2 separate regions of the Homo sapiens genome follow, and region 2 is linked to region 1. A link is a contact called in ENCODE Hi-C or POLR2A ChIA-PET data. All regions are on one chromosome and are shown on one strand. The core of a region is the stretch at or near the end of the contact, and the rest is flanking DNA. Distances in the headings are between cores, read along the strand shown.

What was found. A loop is a pair of places that touch in the nucleus more often than their neighbours do. ChIA-PET counts read pairs that join two places held with the same protein, here RNA polymerase II (POLR2A). Pooled maps may share reads with other maps.
Region 2: a loop to region 1 is called in a map with no recorded cell type, with 6 times the contacts of the local background. The contact joins two enhancer-like sites. A Hi-C loop is called at or near these places in 1 of 168 maps with a recorded cell type or tissue (GM12878), 33 of 37 single-sample maps with no recorded cell type and 13 of 50 pooled maps. POLR2A ChIA-PET finds 5 or more read pairs at or near these places in 8 of 52 experiments (CD4-positive, alpha-beta memory T cell, GM10248, GM12878 and 5 more).

Annotation. Positions count from the first base shown.
Region 1 is chr1:101,308,791-101,315,798 of GRCh38, reverse strand. It overlaps LOC102723784 (a long non-coding RNA gene), which reads left to right and starts at 6,644. Exons shown (of 6, transcript XR_947643.3): 1 at 6,644-6,750. RefSeq lists an enhancer at 3,442-3,521 and a silencer at 6,212-6,506. Within about 2 kb of position 3,443, at least 4 of the 41 ENCODE cell types and tissues checked have a DNase peak (open chromatin) inside an H3K27ac peak, as active enhancers do.
Region 2 is chr1:101,376,905-101,383,912 of GRCh38, reverse strand. It overlaps LINC01307 (long intergenic non-protein coding RNA 1307), which reads right to left. Exons shown (of 5, transcript NR_126402.1): 5 at 6,600-6,655. Among named protein-coding and RNA genes, the nearest start is that of LINC01307, 57 kb to the right of the region's middle. Within about 2 kb of position 3,857, at least 2 of the 41 ENCODE cell types and tissues checked have a DNase peak (open chromatin) inside an H3K27ac peak, as active enhancers do.

The DNA of each region.
Region 1 (7,008 bases), core at 2,194-4,693:
TAACTGATGGCCTCTTTGCGTCTGTTGCAGAATGGTTTCCCCATAAATCAGTAACCCCATCCTTCCACAGTAGGCTCTAAATGGCTGGCAATCCCTGGTGGCTCACCCAATACTGAACGCATCTGCCTGAGAGATGGGACAGAGTGGCCTTAACTATATTAACCTCATGTAAAAATTCAGGTCTGTTTGACTCATGGAGAAGAGATATGTTAGCAGACCTTCTGGGAGTCTCTCTCCTGCTCTTTATGCTTTGTCAGTACTGAAGGAAGCTGAGAGTATCCAAGGTTTGTACATACAGATCAGTGAGCCGGGAGTGGAGACTTAGCGGTTTGGTGTTAAAGCCATGGGTGACACGAGCTGGGCGGCCGGTCTGTCACCAGGCAGAAAGTCAAATCCAAATGAAGGGTAGAAGAAACTAGAGACCTGAGGGAGTGAGGTTGGGAATCACATGGAAACAGTAGGAGGCAGGGGGGCAGCCATTCGCAGGGCAAAGTTTCCAGAGGCTACAAAACAACACAACCTCACACCAGGCAAGTGGGTTGGTTTGAGGCTCGATTCTGAGCCATGGTCCAAATTCATTCAGAAGCTTTTCGCATGCTCCTGCTGGGACGAGAACAAATTGCACACCAGATCAGTCGGATTTGGCTTAGCCGCATGAGACAGAGAGTCAAAAAGAGCCCTATCTTCTTGAATTCTAGGTGTTTGGTAAGAAATAAAATATTAAAATAAGTTAAAAAGAGCCCTGACAAAAGCCAGAAATTGGCAGACCTGGGCTGCTATGGGAGTTTTGCCATAGTTGGGGACCCAGGCTCCTTTCAGCTTTCCTTTCCACTTTTAGGCTGAGGGCCTCAGCCTCAGGGTCCACAGTGGCTGTTATTTCCACAGCAGTCACAACCACATTCCAAACAGCAGGAAAGAGGGAAAAAGGCACACTCTTCCCTTTCTACAAAGGTTTGCCAGAAGTACCAGCCAACACTTCCGTGTAAAACTCACTGGCTGGAATCTAATTATATGGCCATACCTAGCTGCAAGGTGTATGGAAAACACAGTCTTTAGGCTGGATTCATTGCTACTTTGAATAAATTACTGCTGCTAAGTAAAAGAGGAAAGAGATATTTATAGGTAACTAAACGTCTCTGACAATCAAGGTATTTCTTCTAGCACTTCTGATGAGCCTCTGAGAATAGCTCAGTCATAGTCACACATTCTACAGCAAGAAGGTCTTTGCACAGTCCACAGAACAAAGCACCCTCTCCCTGAGCTGTGGAGGACAGTGCTGGAATCATGGATCCAATGGGAGGAAAGAAGTTTCAGAAAATCCCATCTATCAGAAGAGGCTCTGGAAGGTAAAGCCCCAGCAGTGAGTCATCACCACCCAGGGACTGAGTCAGTGTCAGAGCAGCTCCTGGCTTGAACCACTCTGGGTCATGCTAAAGGAGGGTCAAGCTTGGCTCCTTTAATAGCTGAGGAAACCAAGGTCATAATCATAACTTTACAAGCAATGGAATCCTTTCGCTGAATGAGTATTCACTCTCCGCAAACACTGTTCTAGGTGCTGTAGACTCAAACACTGAGAAGCATCCCTTCCTCTGAAGATGACTCCTGTATTGCAGGTGAAAGAATAGGTCAATTACAGGTTAAAAGATGGCGTGATAGTAGATGTTGCTTGTGTAGTATGGTAGAATCATCTAAATCATATAGGAAGCAAAAGAAGACTTCTCTTAAGCCGAAATCCTGCTGGGTTTTGAAAGACAAGTTGTTGAAATAACACATAAACAGGTATAAACATAAACCATGATATGTTCAAGGGGAATACTGGTGGTTCACTCTAGGTGGAACATGTGGTAAAAGTGGACAGCTAGAGATTCAATCTTGAAAAATGATAACAGCTAACAGCCTATGATGTGTCAAATTCTGTTCTAAGTGTTTTAGGTATATCAACTCATTTAATTCTCTTGACTACCTTAAGAGTAAATAGCACCATTTTATAGGTAAGGAAACTGAGTCCCAAGAGCAAGTTCACACAGCTAGTATATGACAGAACTCGGAGACAAAGAGCCACGACTGGTGAAGACAATAAAATCGCGGTATACGTTGCTTGGGCGTTCTACCAGGCTAGTCCCTGCCTAGCACATTTCTTCCACATGCTGCTGTCCACCATACAGGCGGCTTTTATGAAATGGGGGAAAAAAGCCATCAGTTGTCATAGAAACAATAGCAATTTGTGCCACCTGTGTGCAAGCAGATAGGAGAGGCTTGCTGCTGCTGTTTGGCTATTGTCCAAGGACCCAGATTGAGAAACATCAACTGGCTTAAAAGGGAGCCCCTGAATTTGAATGTAGGCAGTCTGAACCTAGGATCTGTGCTCTTAGCCACTACACAAAACTGTATCATACTACAATCTGGTAAAGGATGATTATAACTTGGAATTTGAACTTTCTTTGAAAGGGAATGAGGAACCTTTGAAGGGTTTTAAACTGAATGGTGCTAGGGACAAATTGGTGTTCTGAATCTTTTCTAAAGAAAGTGTCTCTAAGCAAGGTGCAGTGGCTCACACCTGTAATCCCAACATTTTGGAAGGCCAAGGTAAGAGGATCACTTGAGCCCTTGAAGTTCAAGACCAGTCTGGGCAAAATAGAGAAACCCTGTCTCTCCAAAAAAATAAAAAATTAGCTGGGCATGTTGGCACATACCTGTAGTCCTAGCTAATTGGGCGATTGAGGTGGGAAGATCTCTTGAGCCCAGGAGTTTGAGGTTGCAGCGAGCTATGATCTCACCACTGCACTCCAGCCTGAGCAACAGAGCAAGACCCTGTCTCAAGGAAGTCTCTCTGAAGGTGTGTGAAAGTCAGAAGGGGTGAGACTGAAGTGATGAGCCAAACTAGGACAGCTGGGACCTGAAGGCACGCAGACCTGTTTGGGTGAAGTCAGTACTAGGAAGAAGTCCCTGGGAGTACTGACATCATGAAGTCCAGTTGCATCCAACAGGGTAGACGGGCAGCTGGAGCACTGCCTCAGAGAGCCAAGTAATTGTATCAGAAGAACCCAGAAATAGACACCCAGCACAGCGTCCAGCATTTAGGAGCAAGACTCTGGTCCCAGGATAACTGGGCACAAGGAAGGCGAGAGAAGGTGATCAAAAAATGCCAGAAGGTGAGGGCAGGTGCTGTGGCTCATGCCTGTAATCCCAGCATTTTGGGAGGCTAAGGCAGGAGGATCCCTTGAGCCCAGGAGTTTGAAGCTACAGTGAGCCATGATCCCTGTACAGGGAAAGGGTTCAGGAGCTCAGGCCCTGTAGGTAACAAGACTAGGACTCAGTTACCAGAACAGCAGTATAAGCAGAGCTTAGACACAAAGAATCGGGCAAGAACCTAGTTCCTAGAACCTACTCTTAGAGTTACTACAAAGTGAAAGGGAAACCATCACAGGCGAACTCCATGAAGTAACATCAAAGCTCCCAGCTTAAAGATCCCACTGTCCTAATGTTCTGGACAAGAATTTCAGGTCAGGCTGAAAAATTGGTTCAGGAGGAGGCTCAGGGGCCTTGCCCAGGCTGCTGGAGGAAGCAGCCAAGTAGCGTGTCCCTGAATTTCTGGCCCAGTCCTAGCCCTAAGCCAACCCAACCCCCCGAACCCAGAAGTTTTCACCACAGGGCATGGGACACTAGAAACACAATGACTTAAATAGATGCTAAAAGGAATCTGGGTGAAACCACTGGAAACATTCAAATGACCGAGCCCAAGAATCTTGTATTTAATCAGGGTTCTCCAGAGGAATAGAACCAATAGGATATATACAAGGGCAGGGAAAGACCAACGTCCTTGCTCAAGCAACCAGGCAGGAAGCAAAAGGTGGCAAACTCCTTCCCCTACCTTTGTTCTACTCAGGTACTGAACAGATTATTGGATGATTCCCACCTACATTGGTAAGTATGGACCTTCTTTACTTGGTCTTCTGATTCAAATGGTAATTGCACCCTCATTGACTGTTGCAGAAATAAATTACAAATACATATAGGAAAAAGGACTTCAAAAGGCTGCGGTATCAAAGTGGCAGTTAAAGAGAAGGCAATACTCAGAGTTGCAGGTGGAGCAGCGGAAACTATGTTTATCAGCTTTACCCAGCCATCCCTCAGCCCAGTCAAGTTGACACATACAATTAACCATCTCAGAACTTGTGACCAACAAATGGATTTTGGATGCTGTCATGCCAAGTAGGCTTTCTTATCCCTAGTCTTTCAAGCGAAGTTTCATCTGGCTTTTCTCAGTAGGACCATCAAGTCCACAGAAGCCACGTCTTCCCCACTTTGACATGAGCAAGGAGATCCCAGGCATATAGCCTATAAAGGGGGTCAGACAGGGAAAGAAGCTGGAAGTGGACCAGCCAGAGTATCCCACTGGGATTTTGACAGCTGGAAGGCATGACAGAGATCTACTGTGAGCTGCACAGTGCAAGCCATCTGGATCTTGAGCAAGCAGCACAATCTTCTGACTCCCAAGAGGAGTCTAACCTCTGGGTGGTTAGTGAGGGGGAAGGTCCCTACCCAGAAAAGGTGTTGAAAAGGTGTTGCCATGTGAGAAGGATCAAGATGCAAAAGGAAGTTGGCACAGTGGAAAGAGCACAAGCCTTGGGATTGTTTATTTATTTAGGAAATATTTCTTGAGCTCCTAATACGTGTCACACTCTTCTGGGGATGCAGCAGCAAGCATTGACTTCTTGGCATGAAGTGGAAGGGAAATACCTTTACCTTCAATTTGTGGAAATGAAAACAAAATGAGGGTAGGAAGACATGGTTCCCTGTTATCCAGAAACTGACAGAGAAGCTTCAGAATTTTAGACCATTGTGAGGGAGGGCAAAAACCATAAAACAAATAAACTATACAACAACAAAAAAACTAGATTGTATCACAGTGACAAATCAAGAACAGCTGTGGAGTATCCCTTGCATTTTCTCTATTTTCTTTCTTATTATTCTAAAGTCAAGATAACAACTCTGCAGTTACAAACCATCATTTAAATGTGTATACACTACACACTGGAGACAACCTGGCCCTGAGGAGCAAAACATCATGTGTGTTCATTGCCTTGAATCTGTCACCACAAAACCAAAACCCGTGCTCTCAACGATTTCACTCTTCCTTTTCCTGTCTCTCCTGCACAGTGAAGCCTTTTCCATTTGAATTTCTTGTTTAGAATAAATATATGAGCATCCCAGTGTAAACTGAGAACAGATGTCCCTTGTATATTCTTAAAATTATAAAACATGTCTCTCCTACACCTATAGGCATTTGTTTCCTAGTACAGATCTCCACACAATCCCCTTCCCTGCCCCCCTCCCCTGAGAGAAGGAAATGCTCTGGTCATTTAAAAATGAATGAAGCCTTATTATTTTGAACTACATTTTTTGGAAGATGCAATTTTCTGTTGGGATGAAATCTGCAGAACACGACTGCAGAAAGGTTTCTAGACTGCTCAATAGCACATACACACAGTATAATAAGGCACCTGGTATGCTGATTCTTTTCAGGAGTTAAATATTTCTCTTTCCCTGTAGCTCAAACAAATGCAAAAATCCCCCAAATCGTCCTGTGCCCACTACCCCCAAAACCAGACTTCCTGATGGGGGTGTGACTTGGTGTCAAGATGAATATGCAGTGCTAGAGAGAGAGAAGAGGACCAGTGGGGAGGTTTTGTTTTTCTTACCCCCATTCCCCGCCCCAGTATTCAAGGCTGTACTAAGTTCTGGCCCTCACGGCCTCTTTCGTGCAAAACCCCGCTGTGCAGGGACTGGGGCCGTGAACAGCTCCACAATGAGGGACTCCAGGGAAGCTGGAGGAGAAACGGGGGACACAAGTGCAACACAAGAGATCAAAAGGTGGTCGCCGGCTAAAGGTGACGGGTCCGAATGAGGAAGTGGGTAGGGGGCCTTCCCTGCCCACACGTGGCCGTGACCTCCGCAGAGGGCTGCAGGAAGGAGCTCAATGCGGAACCGCGAAGGCTGCTGCAGCCCTCAGATCTAACGCCTTTGACGCGTTGGAGCTTGTCAGCGATAAAACCTGACGTGTGAAAAAAGAACAAAGGGAAGTCGGAAGGCTAGTGTATATCAAAGGAAAGGGGCTCCACGAAATGCTACAAAGAAATACTTCAGCCCAAAATGTTTTCGCAATTTGAGACGCTGATGCAGCCGCCGCTGCTCCACCTGCAACTCTGAGCGTTGCCTTCTCTTTAACTGCCACTTTGATACCGCAGCCTTTTGAAGTCCTTTTTCCTACATGTATTTGTAATTTATTTCTGCAACAGCTAGAACTTACTGTGGCTGCTGTTTACCCTCTAGTTGGGCTCTACTGCGAGGCAAGGCAAAAGTCAGGTCCGTCGGCGCCCTCTCCTGGTAAAGCTGCGAAGCTGCAGCAAACAGAGCTAAATTGGTATTTTCCCGTTTGCTGCGGCAAATTTTTATTAAAGTGTACCCTATATTTATGATTATTAAACTTTAGTGTTCGCCAGAATCGCCTGCAGGCCTCCTTAAAACAAGATGTCTAAGTCCCCACCCCCACCTCCCCCCCCCCCCCGGATTTCTGATTCACTAGGTCTGGAGTGGAGCACAATACATTTGCATTTCTAGCAAGTTCCCAGGTGATGCTGGTAGAGCACACGCCCAGAACCACCGCCAGGTACACAAGTCACTGGACAAGGTGGGAAGGCATCTTACTCAATCAATGGACCTTATTCTAAAGCGGGAAGGGCACTGAGAGTAAGTAAACTGAAAAAGGTTGCTACTTGCCAGAGTCGTAAGGGATGAAATATGTTTTCTCAGTCGCTGCTCAGGGGTTTGTGGCTGAGGCCCCAAAAACAAAAGACAGACTAAAAAGAGAAAAGCATATGAATTCATTTAAGTTAAAATTTAGGCCAGGCGCAGTAGCTGACACCTATAATCCCAGCACTTTGAGAGGCCAAGGTGGGAGGGTCGCTTGAGCCCAGGAGTTCAAGACCAACTTGGGCATCACAGGGA
Region 2 (7,008 bases), core at 2,608-5,107, 68 kb before region 1:
AAGAAAATGTAGTCATTTTCCTAGGGAATAGAATAGGTGCAGACTCTAGAAGAAGATATCTCTAGGTTTCAAACCTAAGTCTTCTCCACTAACTGTATGGTTATTTATATTACCTCTCTGGGCATTAACATAATCATCCTAACATCCCAGAGTTGTTTTGGGAGTTTCATGAGATTACATTTATAAAGTGCATAGTTCAGTACAAAGTTTGTTGAATGTACTACGTAAACATTTGTTCTTTTTCCTCCTTTACCCTTATTAAATTGAAAATGTATACAAGGATCTTTATTAACCGGAATATTTTATTAATCAGATTACCTATTCCCCAGTTAAGGGTTATCATATAAAATAGTAAAATTTATTTACCAAAACTCTGGTATATCTATTAGAATATTCCTTTGTGTCTCAATACTTCATTCCCTCTTTGCCTAAATAAGAAATTGGCTCTTTTCCATTTTCTTCATCCAGTCCATTCTTCATAGTTGAGTGTAGTTGCTGTGAATATCAATCAGCAATTCCATTGTGAGGCGAGCCCCATATGTGTGACAGAAGGTTCATCATTATTCATTTAACAAATCAATGTGCTGGGTGCTAGGAGATATAAATGGGTAACACATGGTCTTCACCCCAACCCACCTGCCCCAGAAAACCATATGTAGAGGGGATACAGGTATCTCTAGTGGCAGCTGGAATTCAGTGTGTTAGCTGCTCTGATAGCATAAAGAAAGAAGTCAGAAAAAGTTTTCTGGGGAAAGTGATGGTCGCTTAATGAATGAGAAGAGAAAAGTGAGGCAAAGAGGAAGGAAAGGGTGTTCAAGGCAGAGGGAGAAGTGTGTGCAGAGGAGTTAAAAGAGTATGGTGTATTCAAGAAACTAGAAGGTGGTCAGTACAATTGAGGGTGAAAGATATCGTTGGAAAGAGAAGAAAGGGTCATATAATGAAGGGTCTTGTAAATCATGTTTAAAAAAATAGGATATTAGAAACTATTCAATGATTCTAAGCCAAGGATTGAATCAGTTTTGCTTTCAGAAAAAATCAGAACAGAGAGAATAGAAATCAATACACGTGTTAAGTATCAATTGATTTTCAAAAAACATGTCAAGGTAATTCAACAGGATAGTCTTTTCAACATTGATGCTGGAGAAACTGGAAACTTAAAAAAAAAAAAATGAAAGCTGACTCTTACCTCAAAACCATACAAAAAATTAATTTGAAGTAGATTGCATACCTACATATAATAGCTAAAGGTATAAAACTTTCATAATATAGAAGAAAATTTTTATGATCTTGGGATAGGGCAAAATTTTCTAGGTAAGATGCAAAAATCATGAACCCTAAAAGAAAAAGAATTGTAAATTCCATGCAGTAGACTGAATAATGATCCCCCAAAAGTGTCCACATCCTGTCTCCAGAACCTGTGAATGGGTTACCTTACATGGCAAAAGGGACTTGGCAGATGTAATTGTGTTAAGGATGTTGAAATAGGGAGATTACTATGGGTTATCTGGGAAGGCCTAATGTAATCACAAGAGTCCTTGAAAGAGGGCGGCAGGAAGTCAGAGTCAGAGGAGGCACCTTTGACAAAAGAAACCAAGGTCAGAGTGCTGTGGCACCTTGAGGGAAGGAATGCAGGCAACCATTAGCGGTGGGAAAAGGCAAGGCAATGGATTCTCCCCTGGAGTCTCCAGAACGAATGCAGCCCTGCCAACTTAGATTGGTCTTCTGACCACTAGACCTTTAAGACAAATTGTGTTGTTTTAAGCCACTAAATTTGTGGTAATTTGTTACAGTAGCAATAAGAAGGAAACTAATACATTAGACATCAGCAAAATTAAAAATCAATGTTAAGAAAATAAAAAGTCAATCTACAGACTGGTATAAAACAAATACAATGCATATATCTAATAACAGGCTTGTACACAGAATATATAAAGAAATCTTACAATTCAATAAGACAACTCCATTTAAAAATGGGCAAAAAATGCTAAGAGATGCTTCACAAAAGAAGAAACGTGGATAGCAATAAACACATGAAAAGGTGCTCAAAATGATTAGTTATGGAAAATGAGAAATTAAAGCCACAATGAAATCTTACTGCACACCCATTTGAATGGTTAAAATTTAAAAGATTATAATACCAACTGCTGCCCAGCATGTGGTATAACTGGAACTCTCAGACAAAATTTGTAGGAATATAGAATGGTATAGCTACTTTGGAAAACACTTTGTCCATTTCTTATAAAGTTACTTGCATAGTTATCTATGGCCTAGCAATTCCACTCCTCAGAATTTACTCAAAAAAATTAAAAATGAAACGATATATCCATAGGGTTGTGTATACAAATATTCACAGTAACTTCATTCATTGCAGCCCAAAACAAGAAACAACCTAAATAGGCAATAACCAGTGAACAGACACACAAAATGTGTTAAATGCATACCATGGAACACTTCTAAGCAATAAAAGAGAAGAAACGATTGATATATACCATATGAATGAATTTCAAAAACATGATGCTAAATTTTAAAACAAAAGCCTACACAAAATAATATATACTGTATGATTCCATCTATATGAAATTCTAGAAAAGGGAAACTAATCTATAGTAACAGAAGACTTCTTGGGGCAGGAGGGTAGCAAATAATTAATTGCAAAAGCGGAGGAGGGAACTTTTTATAGGAATGGAAATATTCCGCATCTTAATTGCAGTGATGTTTACACTGATATATGCATTTGTATGTAAATAATAACCCAATGAAACTGATTTCTTTTAAAACATAATGATTAATAAAATGTTGGGAACTGGGAAGAATGGGCATAAAAGGACCATCAAACTAAAGCGGGTATAGGGGGGTGCCACAGCCAGAGCAGCAAGAACAGGGGGTGGAGTCAGTATGCCCAGCGGCTATATGTGTTAATAGCAGGAGTCACCTTAAATGATCACTTAGAGGAGTTGAGCACACTGTGTGATTCTGTTTATTGGGCAGATGGCAAGAGTAAAGTATTTTTCACTGTTCACTGTCTGATGAGAAGTTTTTAGCCAAGTCAACAATACATATTTAGGGGAAAGTAGATTTTGCATGGGACAATTTTATACTGTATGATGTCTTACACATCAGAGCACTGAACTGAATGGGCTTAATGAGAGAGCTACCTGGAGATATTGCCAACAGGAAAGAGCTTTCTAGAATTGTTTGAATAGTCATAACTCTATAACAAAAATAATCAAGAAGAAGAACACAGTCTTTGTCTGAGCCATGGGGATCCTCCATTTATTGTACCATTTCCCCTTTGAAAATGGATAGCCTTGGGTTGAAAGAGGCTACCCACTGATTCCGCAGTAAGTAAATGAAGAAATACATTACTTCTTATTGGTGTTTATCTGAACTGGCTCAAGGCAATGTTGGTATTGTACCCTGCAATGACAGTGGAAGAATTTGTACATAGGCTAAGCAGTTATGCATACATTACAATTAATCAATGTTGTCCTTAGGGATAATGATGCCCAGTTCTTTCATCAGAAGCTAAAAGAGTATATTTGTATTCCTGCATGGCCCTTTTGACTAGGGGGTAGGTAGCCAAGCTACTGTTCTCTTGGAGATCTGCCTGTCAAGACTCAAGGTAATGACAAAAACCCTAGCAAACTTTCCTAATTATTCTTGTCTGACTTCTTACTGGTCGCTTTCAACCCATGAGTGAAGAGAAAGAGAAAGAGAAAGAGCGTGTGGCTTCCTCTACTCACTCAGTCATTCATTTAACTAGCAAAAGAAAGTCAGATAACATTTACATTGAAATGGGCTGCCTCAGAATGTACTCAGGAAGAGGTGTGCACCTAACCATCAGGAAAGGGTGATTTAGGGAAGTGTGACAGAATGAGTTATGGCTCCCCAAATATGTCTGTGTCTTAAACACCAAGAAATGTAAATGCATTGCTTTAAATGTAAAAAATGGACTTTGCAGATATGATTAGGGTAGGAATCTTGAGATGGGAGATTATCCTGGATTATTTGAGCGGGCCCATATAAGAGGTCTGTATAAGGGAAGGAAGTAGAGAACCAGTCAGAGTAGGAGATTGGCTGATAGAAGCAGAAATTGAGTAATTTGCTTTGAAGATGGAGGAAGGGGGCCACAAGCTAAGCCCTGAGAGCAGCCTCTGGAAGCTGAAAAAGGCAAAGAGACAGATTCTCCCAAAGAGCTTCCAGAAGAAATGCAGTTCTGTTAATGCCTTGATTTTAGTCTATAAGATCCATGTTCAGCTTCTGACTTCCAGAACTGTAAGACGATACATTTGTCTTGTTTCAAGCCACAAAAGTTGTGGTAATTTGTTCTAGCAGCAATAGGAAACTAATACAGGAGAAATCCTATATTCTATGAGGGTTAGACCAGGAGATATGTATGTATGATTCTAAATTACAAAATGTGAAATGCTAATTGATTGACTACTTCAAATTCTGTGCCCAGCATGCTCTTCCAAACTCAAAACTCTGTCCCTCCTTCTTCTTAGTCATTGCTCTTGGTGTTCGTGTGTGTGTGTGTGTGTGTGTGTGTGTGTGTTTTCTACAACCTACCTCCATTTACAAACTGATGAGAAGCAAGTCAAGATACAGAAACAGAAGCCATTTCTTTTCTATTTGCCCTCATTAGTTCTCTCCTTGCCCTACTTTGGCCACCAAACACTTAAATGCATTCATTCACTTCCTGTGTGTCTGTTATGTCCTGTATCCTTGTGTCCTCTGCCCTGTCTTCATGTAACTGACAGCCTCACTCCCTACCCCCAACCCGTAGGGGACTCCCCATTCCCAAGAACGTACCTACTAACTATTTCCATTACTTGAAACAACTGGCAATTTGGCACAGAAGCTAGCTAGCATTGCTTATGAAATCTAGAGAAGCAGTGTTGGTGCCCCATTCTAAGTGGGATAGAGAATGGGCTTCTAGAGGGCCAGTCTCATGCGATTAATATAAGTAATCATTAAGACATGAGTTCAGCTATGGGACAAAAATAAAAGTTTGATCACTGATGTTGCCTCTGGCAAATCTTGGCCAGAAGAGGGAGAATGTTAACCGAAAATAAAGTTCTAAGCTCCCCATCTGACTGAATGACCCTCCCCTCCTTGGCCAACGGGATTCCAAATTAACCTGAAAAACTAGTTCAGGTCACGACAGGAAATGAGAATCAGGCATGCCTCATTATACTCTCCTGCTTTTAGAGTTTAGACACAACTGACCAATATTAACATGAAAACGGAGATCTTAAAACAGCCTCTTTGTAGCAATGACATACAAAATTCCAACCTGCCTCTGGTATAACATCACAGGACAAACAGTAGGCTCTGAAGGAAACCAAAGTATTTTATTTCTTTGACATATTTTGAAATGGCCCTGCAAAGCTGTTTCTTGTGGGGGAAATTTGCATTCTGTAAAGAATCTCCTTCCATGACTAGATATTTTCTGGAGAGTCTGTTGCCTTTTGAGGTGTGAACAGAGACATTCACCATATATTCTCTCTGAGGCCTGCTGCTTGGAGGTTTCATATACTTGACAAGAACCTTGGCTTTCAAAACCCCCTTTATCTGAACTCGAACTGACTTCAACTCTTCAGGCAGCATGTAAGTCTTTCAACCAATTGCTAATTAGGAAATCTTTGAATCCACCTATGACCTGGAATCCCCTACCCCCTCTGCCCCCATCATGTCCCTTTTTTCCAGGCCAAACCAATATTTGCTTTATGTATATTGATTTATATTTTTGCCTGTAACTTCTGTCTGTCTAAAGTGTATAAAGCCAAGCTATAACTCAGCCAACCTGGGCACATGTTCTCAGAACCTCCTGAGGCTGTGTCATGGGCCATGGTCCTTAACCTTGGCAAAATAAACCTCTAAGTTGATTGAGGAAAAACAGAAAAGACAGGAGGGGTTTTTTTGTTGTTTAAAAAAAAAAAAAAAAGAAAAAGAATAGAGACATTAATTCAGCATTACTGTGCACCAGAAAGATTACATAAACATTCATTTTATCTTTAAGTGCCCCTGCAAATTGTTATTTTCTCTTTATAGATGAAGACACTGAAGCACAGAACTGTTAACTTGCCCAAGGTTACCCAACTAATAAAATGGCAGCACTAAGACCCAAACTCGGGTCCTCCCCAACATTCTTTTTAGCTAAGTAACAACTAACTCCACAAGAACATTGGGTAGAATGAAACACTTCCACATCTCCTTGTGTGGACCATGGTTGGCCCCCTGCTCTTTGGTGCAGTCTCCAACCACTTCCTCCTAATTCCAACCCCACCTGCTATTTGAGGGTGCATTTTTTTCCTGTAAGTCAATGAGCAGGACATGGAGGCAATCTCATTTAGCACTTAGCAATTCAGTATTTTGTAATAAATGCAAGCTCTGTTGGGTTTTCCTCAGGCTCCAGCTCTGCCACCACTTTGTCAAGTCTCCCATCAAGCACTGGATGCAGAAGGGAAAAACCGCTTCTCTGTGAGAAGCTGAGCCTCAAGGCCAGAGTCATTTCCATGGATGCCATCAATAGCTGCAGCTCTGTAGCCTGAATCAGGGGTGACTTACAAATGAGGGCAGGCTATTTGCAGCTCTCCAATTCCACAATTCTCTATGATTCTCTCCTCTGGGATCAGTAGGCCAAGCATAAGCCCTGGAGAGGAATGACAAAATGAGTCTGGATGCCTGGGAGAGACCTTGAGGCCAACCTGAAAATGGCCTCCTATTTTCTTTTTATTTATCTCAGAGAGACATCAAGAGAAATGCACTGCCCTTCCGAACCCCAGATTCCCAGAGGAGACAAAAAAACACACGAGTAGCCATTGCTTAAAAATCAATTTTGAAACAGTGGCTCCACAAAATATTGAACACGCAGTTTTATATTTCTTGATGAGTTGAGGTCAGAAAGTGTTACCATAATTGGTATATTGTATTTGCATCCCTAGAGTCTAAATGTGTGGGAATGGCGGTAGGGGAATTAAGAACTCTTGTTTCTGTAGCTTGGTT